Regions from separate parts of the Homo sapiens genome. Here region 1 is linked to region 2. The links are chromatin loops, found by intact Hi-C in ENCODE. Cell type or tissue: natural killer cell. All regions are shown on one strand. Each heading gives the region's core, and the rest is flanking DNA. Links, peaks and the distances in the headings are about the cores only.

What was found. Hi-C counts contacts between places; a loop is a spot of excess contacts. Peaks named below come from ENCODE experiments on the same cell type or tissue, not always from the same donor. Only the 100,000 strongest peaks of a DNase experiment are listed, where the experiment ranks them.
Region 1: a loop joins it to region 2, with 3 times the contacts of the local background. A loop is called at or near these places in 2 of 110 quality-filtered maps.

Annotation. Positions count from the first base shown.
Region 1 is chr2:119,860,437-119,864,843 of GRCh38, forward strand. It overlaps PTPN4 (protein tyrosine phosphatase non-receptor type 4), which reads left to right. Exons shown (of 27, transcript NM_002830.4): 3 at 2,100-2,207. Among named protein-coding and RNA genes, the nearest start is that of PTPN4, 100 kb to the left of the region's middle. RefSeq lists a silencer at 769-818. In natural killer cell, for the core only: no CTCF peak of the experiment used is centred there; a DNase peak (open chromatin) is centred at 2,135; H3K27ac peaks cover 980 bases.
Region 2 is chr2:119,927,738-119,932,144 of GRCh38, forward strand. The region is part of intron 13 of PTPN4 (protein tyrosine phosphatase non-receptor type 4); the gene reads left to right. Among named protein-coding and RNA genes, the nearest start is that of EPB41L5, 83 kb to the right of the region's middle. In natural killer cell, for the core only: no CTCF peak of the experiment used is centred there; a DNase peak (open chromatin) is centred at 1,954; H3K4me3 peaks cover 3,095 bases; H3K27ac peaks cover 3,688 bases.

The DNA of each region.
Region 1 (4,407 bases), core at 256-4,255, 67 kb before region 2:
AAGGCTCACGAATATAGCCAACACTTGGAATGCAGATGAGAAAGATGGAAAGAAACCTAGTCTTAATGTCCCTCATCTGCCAAATTAGCTTGCGCTGGAGTCTTTTGTGCCTCTGTACTTTCCATTATATGAAAAAAAAATGTCCTTAGTGTTTCATCCATAAGTTTGAATTCTGACTGGTACCTGGAAGCTTCTAAACTGCTATAGCTAATGAGAAGAAAAACTAGTGGTAAAATATATTGCTATTCTCTACCATATCCATTTTCTGTTGCTATAACAGAATACCTGAGACTGGGTAATTTATTTTAAAAAGAGGTTTATTGGCTAGGCGCGGTGGCTCACATCTGTAATCCCAGCACTTTGGGAGGCTGAGGCAGGCAGATCACCTGAGGTCAGGAGTTCGAGACTAGCCTGACCAATATGATGAAACTCTGGCTCTACTAAAAATACAAAAATTAGCTGGGCGTGGTGGCATGCACCTATAATGCTGGCTACTCAGGAGGCTGAGACAGGAGAATCGCTTGAACGTGGGAGGCGGAGGTTGCAGTGAGCCAAGATCAGATTGTGCCATTGCACTCTAGCCTGGGCAACAAGAGCGAAACTCCATCTCAAAAAAAAAAAAAAAAGTTTATTTTGGCTGGGAGGTCCGGGATCAGATGGCCACATCTGGTCTGTTCTGAGGGTTGCGTGCTGTCATAACATGACAGAGAAGCAGAAGGGGAAGTGGGTGCATGTAAAAGGGATAGAACTCCAGGGGCAGCCTCACTTTATACCAACCCATTTGTGGTAATTAATCTAGTACTGTGATAGTGAGAACTCACTCGCTCCCTTGAGAATTAACCTTGTCCCTGGAATGTGACATTAATCCTTCTAAATGACCTAATCACCTCTTAAAGGTCCTGTCTCTCAAAATCACCATACCAGGGACCAAATTTTCAACACATGAATTCTAGGGGACAAACTCAAACCATTGCACATATTTTTCTAATATATGTTGTATATAAATGTAACGAGAATAAACTTCTCTAGTGAATTTATTGATAGGTATAGAAGTTTCCTCCAGTATTAGCTTTTGTTTGCTACTTATGTTAAGATGCCAGAGTAGTTGATATTGTTATTGCTTGTTTTGTCAAATTGCTTTCCCAACAGATATCTTTCTACCATGTTAGCAGCAATAAGTATTTCTTGTCTTTATTTTTTATCATTGGATTTTATTTTGGGGGTTGTTTGCCCATGGCATGTCATTATAATTTCCCATTTTCTTTTTTTATTTTAACTGAACATGTTGATCATTTGTCTGTTTTTACTCATAAGTTATATTTTTTATTGGAGGGGGATTATCTAATCATGCCTTTTGTACCACAGTTTAACAGCTTTGGAACTTGGGGAAGTTGTATTTACTCTTTAATGCCTACATGATAGAATTAGTATGAGGTTAAAATGAGATAGTTTTCTAAAGTTCTCTGAGTACTTTGGCAATGAAAATATTAGCAATCCTTTATCAGTTTGCTATAAATAATTGTTACCATCTTCGTTCCCCTTTTATGGCATTATAATACAAAATTATATTTTAAGTAATATTTAGCCAAATATGTCACTTTCCAGTCACAATTTAAATATAAGAATAAAAGGCATAACAAAATGATATAGATATATGCATGAGTTAATGTGGCAATAATATAAACTAAAAAAATATCGTGATAGCCTGAAAGTGAAAAGTATTTTCAATCAAATGTTTCTTTGTATTTTCATATTTATTATATGCTCTTTAAACCAGTTTGCCTAAGGTCAGGTTGTTTTCTAAAAGTGCTGTGTCACATGTGAAGTCTTTTTTCTCAACCAAGTCATTGGTATGAAAACAGTTACCAAGTTAACCCATTTATGCCTAGTGCTCCATTATTGGCTTGCTAAGCTTATGGGAGTTATTTATATCCTACTGCTCAAGGTCATTGCCAAGGCCTGATTTTTCACACAAAAAACGTTTGCTACCTCTGGCATAAATGGGTTAATAGATGAGGACAAAAGTCAACCAGGTTAAAAAATGTGAAGAATGTAACCTATCAAAGTTGATTTCATTCAATTTTTTTTTTTTTTTACAGAAACATGATCAGGGGCAAGTCTTGTTGGATGTCGTCTTCAAGCATCTAGATTTGACTGAGCAGGACTATTTTGGTTTACAGTTGGCTGATGATTCCACAGATAACCCAGTAAGTGTAAGATTTTGTCTTTCATTTTCATTTAGTTTTTCCTCTCAGTTTAGTGTAGAAAGTCCTTTCTGATTTACAGTGTTCACTGATTTGATGAGTTTTTTTTTTACTTGACTTAAATAGAGGTAATTCTTTTGCTTTTGTTCCTCTTTTCTTGACATTTTAATCTTTCAGAAGTTATTAGCTTTAAGGTTTTCATAATTATGTCAGGTAATGTCACTTTCATTAATTATGTGTCTCAGACAACTAAAAAGTAAATCCAATTTATGCCTGTTGACTGAAAGAGAGGAAATTGGGCATAAAGGTTAAAATACCTTCAGATGTATATAAATTAGTCTGCACTAAAGTAAAATTAGTTTTTTATTGTATTTATAGAGAGCTATTTCTAATAAAAATTCTTAATTTATTCAATGTCAAATTTCCAAATTTCATCAGAGACCCTCACAAATAAGATAGAGATTAAATTTCAGAGCTGTACAATTATTTGGCATTAAATTTCTTGGATTTTTACTTATTCTTCAGTAATTGCAATTGTGGTTCTTTTAATTAGATAGATCACATCATAGAAATAGAAGATAGCATGTGATGAATAATAGAAATGTTTACTTTGACAATTAAGTGTTATAAAATGCACTAAAGGATATACCTTACTCTGAACCGAGATAAAGGGTATACAAGCAAATTCTGATTGAATTCTTTGTAAATTTATATGCTTATACAGTGAGGGACTTCTGCAATAAAGTATATTCTTTTGATTAGTGTAAGAGGATCTCCATTTTGAAGGGAATATTTTGTATACTTTTAGAAAGATTAGGAGGCTGAAGAAATGGTTCTGGATTAATGTTTTAGAAATCTGTTTATAAGGCTATATTAATAGAAGGGCTATAGAAAATACAAATAATGTTTATGAGAAAAGTTGGTTTGTTTTTTTCTTCCTCTCTCTCATGGTTGGGATCTTCATTCTCTGAATGAATAGCTAGTGGGAATTATATATCAAACGTTAAATACTACCACTTATTTTTTTGACATCATTTACTGATTTTGTATTACAAACCAGTCATGGAAAAATACGAGGATGACACAAAGAAAAACAAACCAAGGGCCAGCTAGTTTCAGTGAAAATAAATGCTTTTATACTGAACTAAAATTAAAATAAACTTTCCTCATACTTTGATGCCTTCACTAGACCACTTGAGCTTCTTCAGGGGCCTAGAGTTATACTGTTGTTTCCTGATAAATAAACCCATGTAAAAATGGAAGTGAGTAGAAATGTCAGTAATGCAGCCTTTCCCAGGTTGAACCTAAAATAATCAAAAGGGTCAGAATGTAGTTTAAAGAGAGTTTATTCAAGTGCAAAGGTTGAGGACCTCAGCCCAGGATACACTTGCAAGTTGCCTTGGAGAGTGCTCTGGAGAACATAAGAAAGGTTCAAGTTTTTAAAGAATAAAGAGGATCACTCAGGAGAGTGAGTAAGTGCAAAAATTGTTCTTCAGGAATTCTCATTGACTTACAGAAATAACATTGGTTAGCGATTGGCTATACATGGTTGAACTATAGGGTGTATAACATTTTATGGCTACTTGGCTTCAGTCTGCAGCCCACATAGCAAGTAGCTTCAAGAGGTAACTATGTAGCTGAAGGGAGAGTGAGATGTGACTGCTGTTACTTTTTAAATGCCTTTCTTGCCCTGATCATTTAAAGGTGCTCCTATTCCTCAGATATAAGGTTTTTTTCCTTTCTTACCAGAAAGGCAAATTGTGAGCCAAGCAAATACCTGAAAGGTGACTGTTATACCTCATTAAGTATACCTCGTGAAGAGAAAAAATAGATAATTCTTAGCTCTTGCTGACCCTCATAAGTCAGGCCCTGTAGCTGTAGGCTGGCATTAGATTGACGGGGTAAGTGACAAGATGACAAAAGAGGAAGAGACCAGTGACTCACCACTGTAGTCACTACCATAAATATGAAAACAGTCCTTTTCAGGAAGTACTCCAGAAGGATTAATATCGAGATCATGTATACTACAAGAGATAAAAATTCTATCACATAAATTTGTATACAAAAAGACATATCATATACAAAAAGATGTAGGGCTAATTACACCAGAATGAATGTAGGGAAACAGGTATTTGGAGCTAGATTGATCTTTTTGCTGTCTCCTACTTTTTCTTTCTTTGTCTTTCTGTCTTGAGTATTCCTT
Region 2 (4,407 bases), core at 187-4,186:
TGTTTGGCATCTACTGCTATTAGAGGCTTGAGTTTTAATAAAGAGAACTAGAAAGTTTGCTTTTGATTTCACTTTGTTTAAATTTTGTTCTTAAGTCTTTATCTAAGAGACCTTCCTTCTTTGTGTTTCTGGAGTAAAGGGAGTTTTGTGTTCTTGGTTTTTTTCTTCCTCCTTCCAAAAGTGGAAATTGCTTTTTTCCCCTAGTAATATAAGTGATAGCTCATTATGTTTAAAAACTCCAACAGTATCAAAGAGCATAAAGAAAATTTATCATCCCAAGACAACTTTTTAAAAAAATTTTGATACTCATTATTCAGGATTTTTCTATGCATATACTCATAGAGACATTTTTATATATGTGTGTATATTTGTTTCCAAATTGTTTTAAACTATTTGTTGTTTGTTTTTATCATCTAGCATATCGTGCACATTTTCTTTGCTGTTCAAAAATCTAGTCATTTATAATGGCAATAAATCTTTTAACAGTTAAATTCTTTGATTGTAAACTGTAAACTTAACTTTTAGGATTCCTCCCTTTACTGAGCCACGTCCCTGCCTCCAGAGTAGGAGTTGTTGCTAAGACTTTGTAAGGATGTCACAGTAATATGTGACATACAGCTTACATTTAGTAGTCTACTATATGAGGAAATAATAGTTTATTACATTATGAATTAACATTAATAGAAGAGCCATAAATGGTAAGTTAATCTTTATTTTAAAAATCAAATGCATGAGATAATATACTTTATTTTCATTCTGTTGTGACTGATAGGAAAATTTGCACTGCAATATGAGGGGGTTGGACCAAACGGTGTCATGAGTTGTCTTCTAATCAAAAAATCCTATAATTTAAACCTGTGATAATGGAAAATCTTCACACCTAAATTACTTTGAATTCACTTATGGAAAATGAAATGAGTCCATGTATTTTTTAAAAAACGAATAACATTTCTTAAAATATTTTTCTGATTCTTAGTGTTGTAACAGCGTAGCAATATACTTAAAACTTTCCTTTCTTAACAAGTGTCTTCTTTCTGCTTGACTTTTATAAACAGTGTAGAACGTGCGATGTGGTCACTAGTTGTATGCAGCATATCCTCATACGAGTACCAGATCGTAGGCATATTTATGTATTAAGTTAATATCACATACAAATGGTTTCTTTATAAGTGTTAATGTTTTCATGTTTTGATCCTATCAGATTTTAGAAATAAGCAGAGTTATACCTGCATCTTAGTTGTTCATTTTGTGTATTCATTATTAAAATGTATAGTTGTTTAATAGGTTATTTTATAAAACAAATAGCCATGATTCCGTGAATAGTAGAGGTAAAATTTCAATATTATAAGCCTCAGATAACTCTCTTCCTTTTGTTTTTCTGGAATTGTGTGGTTCCTCTGAAATAATAAGGTATCAGCTACAATGAGGTTGTAATAGTACTGGGCTGTTTAATGATCTCTCTTTCTCTGAAAGATAAGCTTTTCTGGGATTGTTTTTCTAATATGTTAGGATCTAATTGTAATGAACAGATATATGTCTACCAAAATTCTCTAATGGTTTTAGTAATTATTAAGTTATTTTATTAAAGTACCAGATAACCTAGAGTTCTTTTTTTTTCTTTGGGTTTTAGTTGGCAATATGAGTAGATAGAAAAGGCTCCTCCTTAAACTTCTCATATAATAATTTTTTAGCAATCATTAAATGTTTTTTCTTTTTTCTGATTATCACCTCTTTGTGTTCGCCTCAGCAGCACATATACTGATTATCACCTCTTCAAATTGCTTTCACATTTTGCAGTTGTCATATAATATATCTAAGAAAAGAGAAAAACAATGTTCTCATACAACAGAAAAATAAGGTGCCCTAGACAGAAAAGAAGCTTACCACATCGCAAACACACTGATGCTGTGTGGTATTTTTTTCTCTGAAATTTCCACACTCAACAGGAAACATAGACAGCAAGCTTGAGTGGGTGGGTCCCTGAGGTTAAAACTGTTAATAAAATAAAATACATGAAGTTTGGTTTTAAGTTCAAAGTGTCCAGCCATGTTTAGTCCATTAACAGCAATAAAGTGTTCTGACGCTTCAGACTAGGTGAGTGTGCTGGAATTTTTTTTCTTCAAATGACTTTTTCCAGCTTTTAGAAAATGAAAGTAGTTGATCTATTGATTACAGTTAGTGAACTTTCATACAGCTTACATTTCGTAGTTTAATATTTGAGGAAATAATAGTTTATTACATTATGAATTAGCATTAATAGAGCCATAAATGTTAATCTTTATTTTAAAAATCAAAGTTTTATGCATGAGGTAATATACTTTATTTTCATTCTGTTGTGACTGATAAGAAAATTTGCACTGCAATATGAGGGAGTTGAACTAAACGGTGTCATGAGTTGTCTTCAAATCAAAAAATCCTATAATTTAAACCTGTGATAATGGGAAATGTTCACACCTAAATTACTTTGAATTCACTTACGGAAAATGAAATCTGAGTCAATGTATCTTTTTTAAAACTAATAACATTCCATGTCTTATAAAATGCCTACAAGATTTTTGATTAAGGAAATGTCATTAGGCCAAACTAAAAAAGTTTTAGCTATGAATTGCTGAAATGACAGGACACTTCTGTGGTGTAGATTCATAAGTAACTTAAATTTTTCGTGGTTTAGTAAAATTAATAGGCTAAAATATTGCCCTGAAAATTTGGATATTCATAAATCATAAAATTCAGGAGGTAGGGAGAGACCTATGGGTCATATTATGCTAATAAATTTATACATTTAGATACAGAAACATAAGAGGTCTGTCTAATAGGAAGCCACATCTAGAATTCAGAGTCCTTATCATTATTTTAATGCTTCCTACTGTACACATAATAACAATTTGTTCAGTTCTCTTTGGTCAGTGTTATTGTGCGTGTTAGTCCGACATTTCTTTTTACACGTTTAACATATTGGAAAGGAAATTCTAGCAGGCAGTGAAACTTCAAACTTCATGAGATCATTATGTATCAGAATTCTAATGTTATTAAGTTTTAATGTAATCAGATGAGTTAATATTGCATTTGCTTTGTGCCTTCCTTGGTAATTGTTTTTTTTTTTTTAGCCATACAGAAGTGTATACATAGTACATGATGAGAGAAAAATATCCCAATGAGCTAAAAAAGCAAGTCCAATACTACCTGCAATTCTTTATCAATATAAGAAAATCTGAAAATAAATCCAAAGTCACACAACAAAGGCCTATGATTCTTATTAACTATAACCAAAAATAGTCTTCATTTTTAAATTTTACTCAAATAGGTATTTCTACCTAAATTTTTATGATCTGATTTTTGTAGGAAGACAACAGGATGTTTCATTTTTTGTAAATTGTGCTGGAATGGAAAATACATATAGTTTTTATATGCTTCAGTTAATTACTGAAATATAAAACTGTTTACAAGATGATTTATTATATACTTTATATATGTAGCTTAAATTATTCGCCTCCACATTAACTCTGCACTTCATAAAGCCAGGCATTTAAAGAAATAACATATATTTTCAGCTAATTTTGTCTATTATCTGAATTTGCATATAAAAAATACTTTATTTGTTAACATTCCTAAAATTCTAAGGGTTTATGATCTCTGCATAGATCAGTATCTTTTGATCTGAATGAATCAATATGAAGATCTTTCTTTCTTTCTTTCTTTTTTTTTTTTTTTTTTTTTTTTTTGAGACAGGGTTTTACTCTTGTCACCCAGGTTGGAATGCAGTGGTGCTATCACAGCTCACTGCAGTCTCAAATTCCTGGACTCAAGTTGATCCTCTGACTTCAGCCTCCCAAGTAGCTTGGACTACAGGCACTTGCCATCATACCCAGCTAATTTATTTTTTGTAGAGACAGAGTCTCCTTATGTTGCCCAAGCTGGTCTTGAATTCCTAAGTTCCAGTGATCCTCCCACCTGGGCCTCCCAAAGTGCTGGGATTGCAGCACTGAGCCACCTCGCGCATCCAAGATCTTTTTTTAAAACATCACTTAGTTTTCATCTTTATCATTAGGATAGCTGATAATATATAGATTGGTAACAAAACATATCCTTTTACTCCCCACCAATAGACAGAATTATTAACCCTCCAAAATGTTTTTGGAAAAAAGGGAAAAATCCACTAACCTACTATATGTAAACAATTTTTTAAGTAGATAAAATGTAATATGCATAATTATTTTTGTTCTGTCTTCATTGAGGCAGAGGATTGGGATTTAGTTATAGAAGCATTCAGGAGATAATGTGCGAGGAGTTATTTAATACATCCCAAGATAAGCTAGTGTTCCAGATACTCTGGAATAGAAGTAGGTAGTATCTGTCTTGTCAGTAACATCTGAGAAAACATTTGGTAGCAAACCCTTCCCTTTTTAC